Regions from separate parts of the Homo sapiens genome. Here region 2 is linked to region 1. Evidence: chromatin loops called from intact Hi-C (ENCODE). Cell type or tissue: natural killer cell. All regions are shown on one strand. Links, peaks and the distances in the headings refer to the core of each region. The heading gives the core; the rest is flanking DNA.

Region 1 (4,393 bases), core at 197-4,196:
TAAAAAAAAAGCAGTTGACAAAATCCAACACCCATTTATGATAAAACTCTCAGCAAATTAGAAATAGAGGGAAACATCAACTTCATTAAGAACATCTGCAAAGAACCTGCAGCTAATATCATATTTAATAGTGAGAAACTGGATGTTTTCTCCTAAGATCAGGAATAAGGCAAGGATGTTCAATCTCATCACTGTTTTTCAACATCATACTGGAAGTCCTAGCTACTGCAATAAGATAAGGAAATAAAGGGTATACAAACAGGAAGGGAAGACATGAAACCACTTTATTCACAGATGGAATGTAAATAGATCAATATGGCACCAAGTATAGGACAGAGTGTGTGGAACTAATTATTCCTTAAGCTCATGCTCGAGTAGAGACCTGCCAGAGCCCACATTAAAAAAAATGAAAAACAAACCAACAAGTAAACAAAGCCAAACTCCCAACTTAAATAGCAACCTTGAGCTGAGTTGATGTGGATGCTGAGGCACCTGGGTAGAATGTACAGAATTGTGCTAGATGTCAGCTATCTATCTGTTGTGCTTAGGCCAATTTGATTGCACTCTCCCCACTCCTCAGCCACCCCAAACATTGATTTCTCTTCTGGGTATACGAGGGACATGACACGATAGCTGAAGTTGTGTACTAGTAAGCTGCTTTGTAATGGCAATGTATTGATTTTATCTTCTTCCTTATCTTCTGGAAGGCTCAGCCCAAGCAACTAAGATAACACTAGAAACAAAAATGGCCATAATACAATCTGACATTTCCATATTTCCTTGATGGTTTCCAAGTGAATATGCCCTTCTATAGCCTTCAAACTAAAGCAGAAAGTTTCAGAGCAATTCAATCGATGAGAATGTAGTTGAGTGACAATAATATGTAAAACCCAATAGAGAGTAAAAGGAAGTTTAGACAAGTGTAGTGTGGTGAAAGAGAAAAAGCAGAAGATTTATAGTCAGTTGAACCAACCTGAGTTTTGAGTCTTGCATCATTACCTTCAGTTGTGTGACAAGCAAGTTTCTTTATCTCTGAGCTCTCAGCTTTCTTACTTTTGCAACGAGAATGATAATACTAACCTGAATGCTGTGAGGATGAAATGAGAAAATGCACATGAACTTGGTTGGCTGCAAATGGCTAAAGAGATGTTCAGTTTGTTTATCCAATTGGTTAAGGCCAGTTGGCAAAGTCTACACATGAGAGCATTAAATATCCAAAGTAGATGAAGAGTACAGGAAGTATAAAGAGCAGAGGAAGAAGTCTGCGGGCTGGAATGAACAACAAAGGCATCCCAAAAGATGTGAGACTCCAGCCAAATCTTAAAGGATTCAGAGTAGAATTCAGAAAGAGGAGGCAGGGAAGAAAGAGAGTCACTGTCATAAAGGAGGCACTCAAAAATAGTTATGGAATGAGTGGGTGAATGAAAACATACAGAAACAAAAGAACAAATTAGAATATCTAAGAAATAGTCTACAAGCAGTATGTAGACCAGAGTCTAAAATTAAAGATAGTCCTTGATGCTGCAGAAATTTTGTTTAAATGCGTTTTCTATGAGTGCCCATATGAACACTAAGGTATTTTCTAAGGATGGGCATTTCTGTTCCAGTAATCTTAGATCACAGGTCTGTAGAAATCACACTGTGGCTGGTCTGACCCCCGTACTGTACTGTGCTATCTCTCTGACCTATCTGTGACCTGCACATTTTGGTGAATACATTTCCTGTAGCCCCAGTGGGACAAGATAGCTCTTGCACCTGCTGACATATTTAGACACGTATTATCTTAACAGCCAGTGTTCTTTCTTGATAACCACCATATCACCTAGATTGTTAAAGTCAGCTTCCTTCACAAACCACAGTGTAAAAGATTCTCATGGGGAAAAAAAAAAGGTGCCAAGGTATCTTATGACTTTGGTGCTTGTATTTTCAAAAGAAAGCTTTCAGGTAAGAATAGTAAAAGGGACTTAGGAGTAGGGGTCTCAGGGGAAATGCAGAGGGAGAGACTGAGAGCAGGCAGAAGAGGGGAGCAGCAGAAATTGATGGAAACAACCATACAGATTTGGACTCTGACTTAGGACCTGTCATTAAATCTTTCTGTGATCTTGGGCAGGTTGTGACATCAGAAAGTTGATAGACGTGATCGCTAAGAATCTTGCCGAATATTCTAGGACTACAAGTAAAAGAGACCCTATTTTCTGTGCTGGGAAAAGGCAAGTCAAGCCCAACTCTTCTTTTCTGGAGCTCTATTATCCTCCTTCCACCCCACCCCAATAACCCAGAGAAGTAACTGGCCCCATCATTCAGAAGGCAATGGATAAAGTTGGGTTGAATCAGTAGGTCTATTTTTTTTTCCAGTTATTTTCACTCTCCCAAGCTTAAGTGGAATTTCTCATCAAGTTCTAACCCCAGAAACATCATTATGAGTAGCACACTTTAAGCCAGACATTGACAAACCAGACTTTGTCCAGAGAAGACTAGCCAGAATGGCAAGGGTTTGAGAATTTTGTCTAATGAAAAATAAGTTAGAAAATAAGATGTTCAGGCTGGACAGGAACAGGCTTGGGAGAAGCCCAGCCTCAGCCATAAGCAGCTGAAGGATGGATAGAGAAAAATCAGTATGTTTGGTGTTACTCCACAGGCAGAAGGAGAGCCACCAGAGGAAGCTCCAGAACGGCAGATAACATTGCCACTAGAAAAACTTGCCCGCAATTAGAGCAACCAATGTAGCTCCTGGGGGCAGTGACCTCCCTGTCTCAGGAAAGGTTCTAGCTCAACAGGCTCTATGCCCATCTGCCAAGAGACCTCAGAAAGTATACAGTCAGCAGGATAAGGGGTCGAAGTATCCTTTCCAAGGCTAAGATTCTAGGATTCCACCTCAGAGTGGACTGTGAAGCTTGGCAAATGTTGGTCACTTTACTTTCTAGCTGTTTTGTTTGTTGCAACTTGCCTAAGTTGTTGTAAACCGAATCCCGTGATGTATGACTGTATGTTACTGCTTTTCCATGGGTCTTCAAGGGAGCAGGGACACCAAAACCTTTGGTTTAAAGTCCCCCTGGTTTCTGTCTTCTCTCCCAAGCAGAAGTCCCACCAGTGTGATCAGGAATAAAACACTTCAGGTGCAACGTGATCATTATTCAAAGGTTCTGTGAAGCCAATTACCCCCTTTGCAAAGTGAAAAGTGCAACTTTGGATTTTTCTGATCAGAGTAATATAGAGAGGAGCCCACCCTTTTCTTACTATACAGAGAAGAGTAAAACACAGTCACCTTTACACAGCATCTGAGTGGACCTAACACAGGGCAGTGAAAGTGATGCAGAACAAACTTCAAAGCCTCCAGGAGCACACGTGACCTCAGGTGAGACATCCAGGAGGTGGGGAACAACTGACAGTGGCCCCTGTTTTGATGGTTTCAAGTTTCTCTGCCCACTTTCTGAGTCCCTTAAATCCTGGCTTTCCTTCCTTAAATTGTTCCCTAATTTGCACCCAAAACATTTCTCTTCAAGAAATCATTAAATTTAACATGAAAATACTGTTTCTAATAGGAAATGAACAGAAACAACCTAGCTCTCCAAAGAGGAGTATTTCATTCAACTCCGAACTGCTCACACATTATGCAACTGTGAACAAGGCTCATTTAAAAATCCATGAAGCTTCTAATGTTTTCACCACAAAATATATTAAGTATTGAGGTGCTGGATATGTTGACTAGTTTGATTTAATTATTCCACATTATATGCATAAATAGTAACATCACCTTGTTCCCCATAAAATTATACAATTATAAATTGTCAATTTGCAATTAAAACAATAAAATCCAGCCAGACGTTGTGGCTCACATTTCTAATCCTAGCATTTTGGGAGGCCGAGGTGGGAGGATTGCTTGAGCCCAGACATTTGAGACCAGCCTGGCAACACAGCGAGACTCCATCTCTACAAAAAAAAAAAAAAAATTAGCCAGGCCTGGTGGCATGCACCTGTAGTCCTAGCTACTCGAGAGGCTGAGGTAGGAGAAGCACATGAGCTTAGGAGGTCAAGGCTACAGTGAGCTGAGATTGCGCCACTACACTCCAGCCTGGGTGACAGAGCAAGACTCTGTCTCAAATAAATAAGTAGATAATCAATCAATCCATGAAGCCACTATATAAAAATGCCAAGGTGAAAATGGAAAGGCAACTATGCATATTGTAGGGTCATGACCCCATGAGATATGCGTGCATGTGTACAAATACATAAAAGGAAAAAATTTTAAAGACCAATAGTTAAAACCATATTAGGGGAAACTTATTTGAAGGTCACCCTCTTCCCTTTCTCCCCATAGACATCTATTCTAAATTTCCATTAAATTCTTAAAATTGTTTGCATAGCAAGTAATCATTTAAACAAATATTTGATT
Region 2 (4,393 bases), core at 178-4,177, 71 kb before region 1:
CAGAAGCAGTTTATCTGGCAAGTCAGTGAGCCTGCAGATGGCCAGACCATTGTTAGCAGGGCTTACTCATGCAGTTCTAGTTCCCAGGCTAAGCTTGAAAGTCATCCGACCCAGCAGCGAAGCCATTTGATCGTAGGACCAGCACTGTTCTGTCTCCTTGTTCCCCCCAGTCTCCACCTTTGCCAAGGTGTACTTGGGCGCCAGCCCCAGGGTCAGGTTGCCAGATAATGTATCCATTGCTAATGAGTTCAGAGACCTCTCTGCTCAGGGCCAAGCGACGGGACAGATCCTTCTGCTCTGAGACTGGCTGGCTGGCACAAATGAGCTGCTAGGATCTCACTGGAGAAATCTCCACTGGGCTGAATCAGCTGAGACCTAAGCCTCTCAGCCCTGTTGAGCTGCTCCTTGTTTGACAAAGGCTTTAACCCCCAAATTCTCACCCAAGCAGAGAACTTGCCTCTTCTCTGCCCACTTCAAAACCAGATGACTTACAGAATGAAGAAAGGATGGATAGACTATCATGACAGGTTCTGTGTGTGTGTGTGTGCGCGTGCATGTGTGCGCACACACATTGAGACAGTTAATCATATTATTCTAGAAAAAAAAAGTAGATCCTTAGTGCCCAGGTTCCTTAGCAGTGCTGGGATAAACAGGTGTCTGTTTGTACCGTAGGTTCAAAGAGAAAATCAATCTACTGGTCAGCTGTTGAGGTTTTTACTAAGCACCCGTTATAGAGGAAGCAAAAGGAGAAAGTGGTCCCTGAGTTCAGGGGTTGACAGCCTAGGATGTGAGGAGACAAATGCATAATTTTCTGTAATATTGTGCATACTCCTTAGGACTTCACGAGAGACGTTGTGCTGGAGGAACTGGAGAGGGCTCTGTGGAGAAGATGAGGCTTTAGCTGGTCCTGGAGGTGTCAGGGCTTGGAGAAGAGGGGAGAAGAGAAGGCATAAAGCTTCTGCAGCAAGAATGAGTTTTCCAGGCATAGGGAACTGAGGGGAGAGGGGTCTTCCATGACAGAGGGTACATAACATTTTACAGATGAGTTGAAAATCAAATTGCTCAAAAGATGGAGAGTAGGTTCTGGGGGGACTTGGAAGTTACGCAGCATTTACTGTTGGTGTGGTTGGCAAAAGTGAAAGCTGTAGATACTTAAATAAGAGTATGGCAGGTTGCAAGTAGTATTTTAGGGCAATTTGGTCTGACAGATGTATGCAAGTTGACCTGTTTGGGGGGTGGGTTTAGAGCAGAGACAGGAAATGAGGAGCCACTGCTTCTGCTTTCTGCTTCTGCTTTCCTCTCCGTGTTATTGATCCCCTACAAGGATAAATTATAGGACTGTATCCAGGAGTCATGCCTTCTGAAGTAGAGTTGTAATAATGAGACTGTGGCATCACTTCTAACTTGTGATAGGCCAAGTAAACAAGACAGTGAAGCCATTATTTAAAGTCTGTGAGAGAACCAAGATTTTGAGAGATAATATGGAGGTATTATATAGCCTAGGATAGGACATGATATTGGGTAAAGCGGCCAACCTGGTGGTTCTTAGGCAGGGCTTTGTTTATTTTAGTGATTACAGCACAAAACAAAGGGTCCTAAGAATGTTAAGTGATTCTTCATGGTTCTCCACATTTGCCCTTTCCTCTGCCCACTTCCCATCAAAACCAGATACCTTACAGAATGAAGAAAGGGACACTGAAATGACAGCCAGTGGTGTCATCTGAGCTGCCTATTAGAGTATAATAAGGCACATTTCTATGACTATGATTTAATATTTCTTCCTCTCAGCACCTCCTTGCCTCCCTCGTTTCCTTGAAATGTGAGGCACAAGTAGAAAGTGTCCGAGGGCACCTGAGGTCACAGGCAGGACCTGCAGAAAAGTGAAGGTTTAAGCACAGACGGGTTCTGCCTGCCTGGACTCCCTCTCACGTGCTGGTTGACACAGAGACAAAGGTGGCTCTACCTGGGGCCACATAATTTTCATGTTTCATTTATACTGCCTTCTACTAGAATGAGCTTGATGTAGCAACTGGAGGCCCCAGTTTTCATTCTTGCTCTGTCCCTGGACACCTGTGTAGGCATCGAGCAAATTGTCTGCCCGTCCTGGATGTCTACTCCCTCATCTGCAAAAACTTGGGGTGAGCCCCTTCCAGTGGTTCTTGGAGAACAGACATATGTGTGTACCGGGGTGGTGGGGAGAGGGAGTCCTCAGAACTGGTGCTTTTCTCTCCTCCCAAACATGGCTTCAGGAAGGGCAGGAACAACAGGGGTTTGGTTAAACCTGCAACTGTAGATTGAGCACAGTGTTCTTTTGCTTGGATACATGGTACAACAAGAAAGTCTGGATTGTGTTCATCTGCATGTGTGTGTTTGATTTGCCTTCTGGGGTTAGCTCCTGCCCACATGCTGTGCTAAGTTAATATGGTCTTTCTTCCTTACATGCTGCCTTTTTAAAAACTCAGAATCACAGAACTGATTGGTTACCACCCTGAGGAGCTGCTTGGCCGCTCAGCCTATGAATTCTACCATGCGCTAGACTCCGAGAACATGACCAAGAGTCACCAGAACTGTGAGTTCCAGGAGTGCCCCTTGTGGCTTCCTTGTGTCTGTGGTATGTGGCCTTGAGTGGGGTGTGACTGGTGAGACAGAAGACCAGGTCACTTCCTCCACAGAGCTGCTGTCTTGTGTGGCAGACAAGACTTATGCCCTCAAGATGGTTAGAAAACCAAGGCTGCCACCAGCCTATAGACTCCTTCGTGCAAATTAGAAAAAGGACACTTCCTCCAGGGAGATGCACCCGTGCCAAGGTGCACAGCTGAGGCAGTGGAGGGTGGGTTGAGTCTCAGTCCCCCATACCACCTCCACGGAGTGCCTGTGTGCAGTCAGTGGTTTGCACACCTTGTGGAACAGCACTGTAGAGAGTAAAATAATTCAACATATCATCAACTTGGGTGCATGCTATAGATTCAAGTACATACATTCACAGAAGAGGAGGGCAGGGGGAGTTGAGGAAAGGACACTTGAGTTGGACCTTGAAGGATCGGGGAGGCTTAGGCTGAACAGAGGGGAAAGTATTACGGGTCCAACTTAACACATATGTTGAGGTAGGCCACAGTTCTCAGAGAGCTTGCTTGCTGGATCAAGGGAGCTTTAGAAAAGGCTGTCCAGGCAACCCAGGGATGGCGTATGGAAACTCTGCTTTGCAGTTTGAAAGAAGCCTGAGTTATGTAAGGACTCTGGAAGAGGGCTGCCACATAGAACTTTCTGCAGTGGAAATGTTCTTGAAATGTGGCTAGAGAAACCGAGGAACTGAACTTTATACAATGTAGTTTTAATTAATTTAAATGTAAATATCCACACTTGGCTTGTAGCTACCATATTGGACAGAGAAGTTCTAGAGTGTATCCTTGGCCATGTTCCCAATTCAGGCTTCCTATAGGCAGGTGATCCAGGACCGTTCCCTTGAATCCATGCGACTCATCACTGTGCAAGGGCTCTGGGCCTATAACCCTGTACTTGGCCCACTGGGGGTGATATAAATTGGTAGAATTGATTCCTGCCCTAAGTGACCTTATTTCTGAGGAAAAAAGAGGACCGTGGGCTCCTTGGGAACAAGGGGCTCATATCTTTAACCTCAGTATCTAGCATAGCGTCTGGTACAGAACAGGCACTAAATGCACTATATAAACCGATGGGCAAGACTGTATTTGGAAAAGAATGCTTCAAAACGAGTGCCCACAGTGGTGCAGACAGTGGTGCTGAGAGGATTATGGGAGGATTAAAAACGGGTAAAGTAAGTCTGAGAAGATTCCCAGTGGCCCTGCTGGCAATGGAGAAAACGGAAGGGCAGCCATTTGTCCATGGCTCCTAAATCCACCCATCTACCCCAAGGCTAAGACAGCCAAGTTCAGTGCAGCCAGCAGAGTCACAACCCCGCAAGCTGTATGTGAACATGGTTAACCCACTCTTAAGGAGTGAGATCTTTCTTTTCTTTTATTGGTTCCTCTGCCTCTTCCTCATGGCTTTTGGGTTTGATTTGACAGTACAACAGGGCCCATTATGATATCTCAGAGAAGTTTCTCACTGTGCTCTCTGGCAAAACACACACGCGCACACACAGACACACACACACAAACAACCTAGATTCAGCCCCACTCAGGAACCCAGAGATGGGGTAGGAGTGGAGGTACTCTTTTATGCCTGTGAATGTGACCCCACCTTAGCCTGCCCAAGCTTTGAAATTGTAACATCTGGTTCCAGCCTTCCCTTTGGGATTCCTTCATGCTTCCTGGTCCCTGAGGGGTTCCTGTTTTCAAAGGCAGGTGACAGAATCATCCAGGCACTGGGACTTAGCGGCCCAGGCTCTGGCCCAGCCGACCCACTGATTCCCTAG

What was found. A loop is a pair of places that touch in the nucleus more often than their neighbours do. Peaks named below come from ENCODE experiments on the same cell type or tissue, not always from the same donor. Only the 100,000 strongest peaks of a DNase experiment are listed, where the experiment ranks them.
Region 2: it touches region 1 in a loop (8-fold over the local background); 1 of 110 quality-filtered maps calls a loop at or near these places.

Annotation. Positions count from the first base shown.
Region 1 is chr2:46,438,017-46,442,409 of GRCh38, forward strand. It overlaps LINC02583 (long intergenic non-protein coding RNA 2583), which reads left to right. Exons shown (of 4, transcript NR_103805.1): 2 at 2,111-2,210; 3 at 3,080-3,355; 4 at 3,543-3,817. Among named protein-coding and RNA genes, the nearest start is that of LINC02583, 11 kb to the left of the region's middle. In natural killer cell, for the core only: no CTCF peak of the experiment used is centred there; a DNase peak (open chromatin) is centred at 1,725; H3K27ac peaks cover 782 bases.
Region 2 is chr2:46,367,365-46,371,757 of GRCh38, forward strand. EPAS1 (endothelial PAS domain protein 1) reads left to right here. Exons shown (of 16, transcript NM_001430.5): 7 at 2,463-2,569. Among named protein-coding and RNA genes, the nearest start is that of LINC01820, 25 kb to the right of the region's middle. In natural killer cell, for the core only: no CTCF peak of the experiment used is centred there; a DNase peak (open chromatin) is centred at 2,617.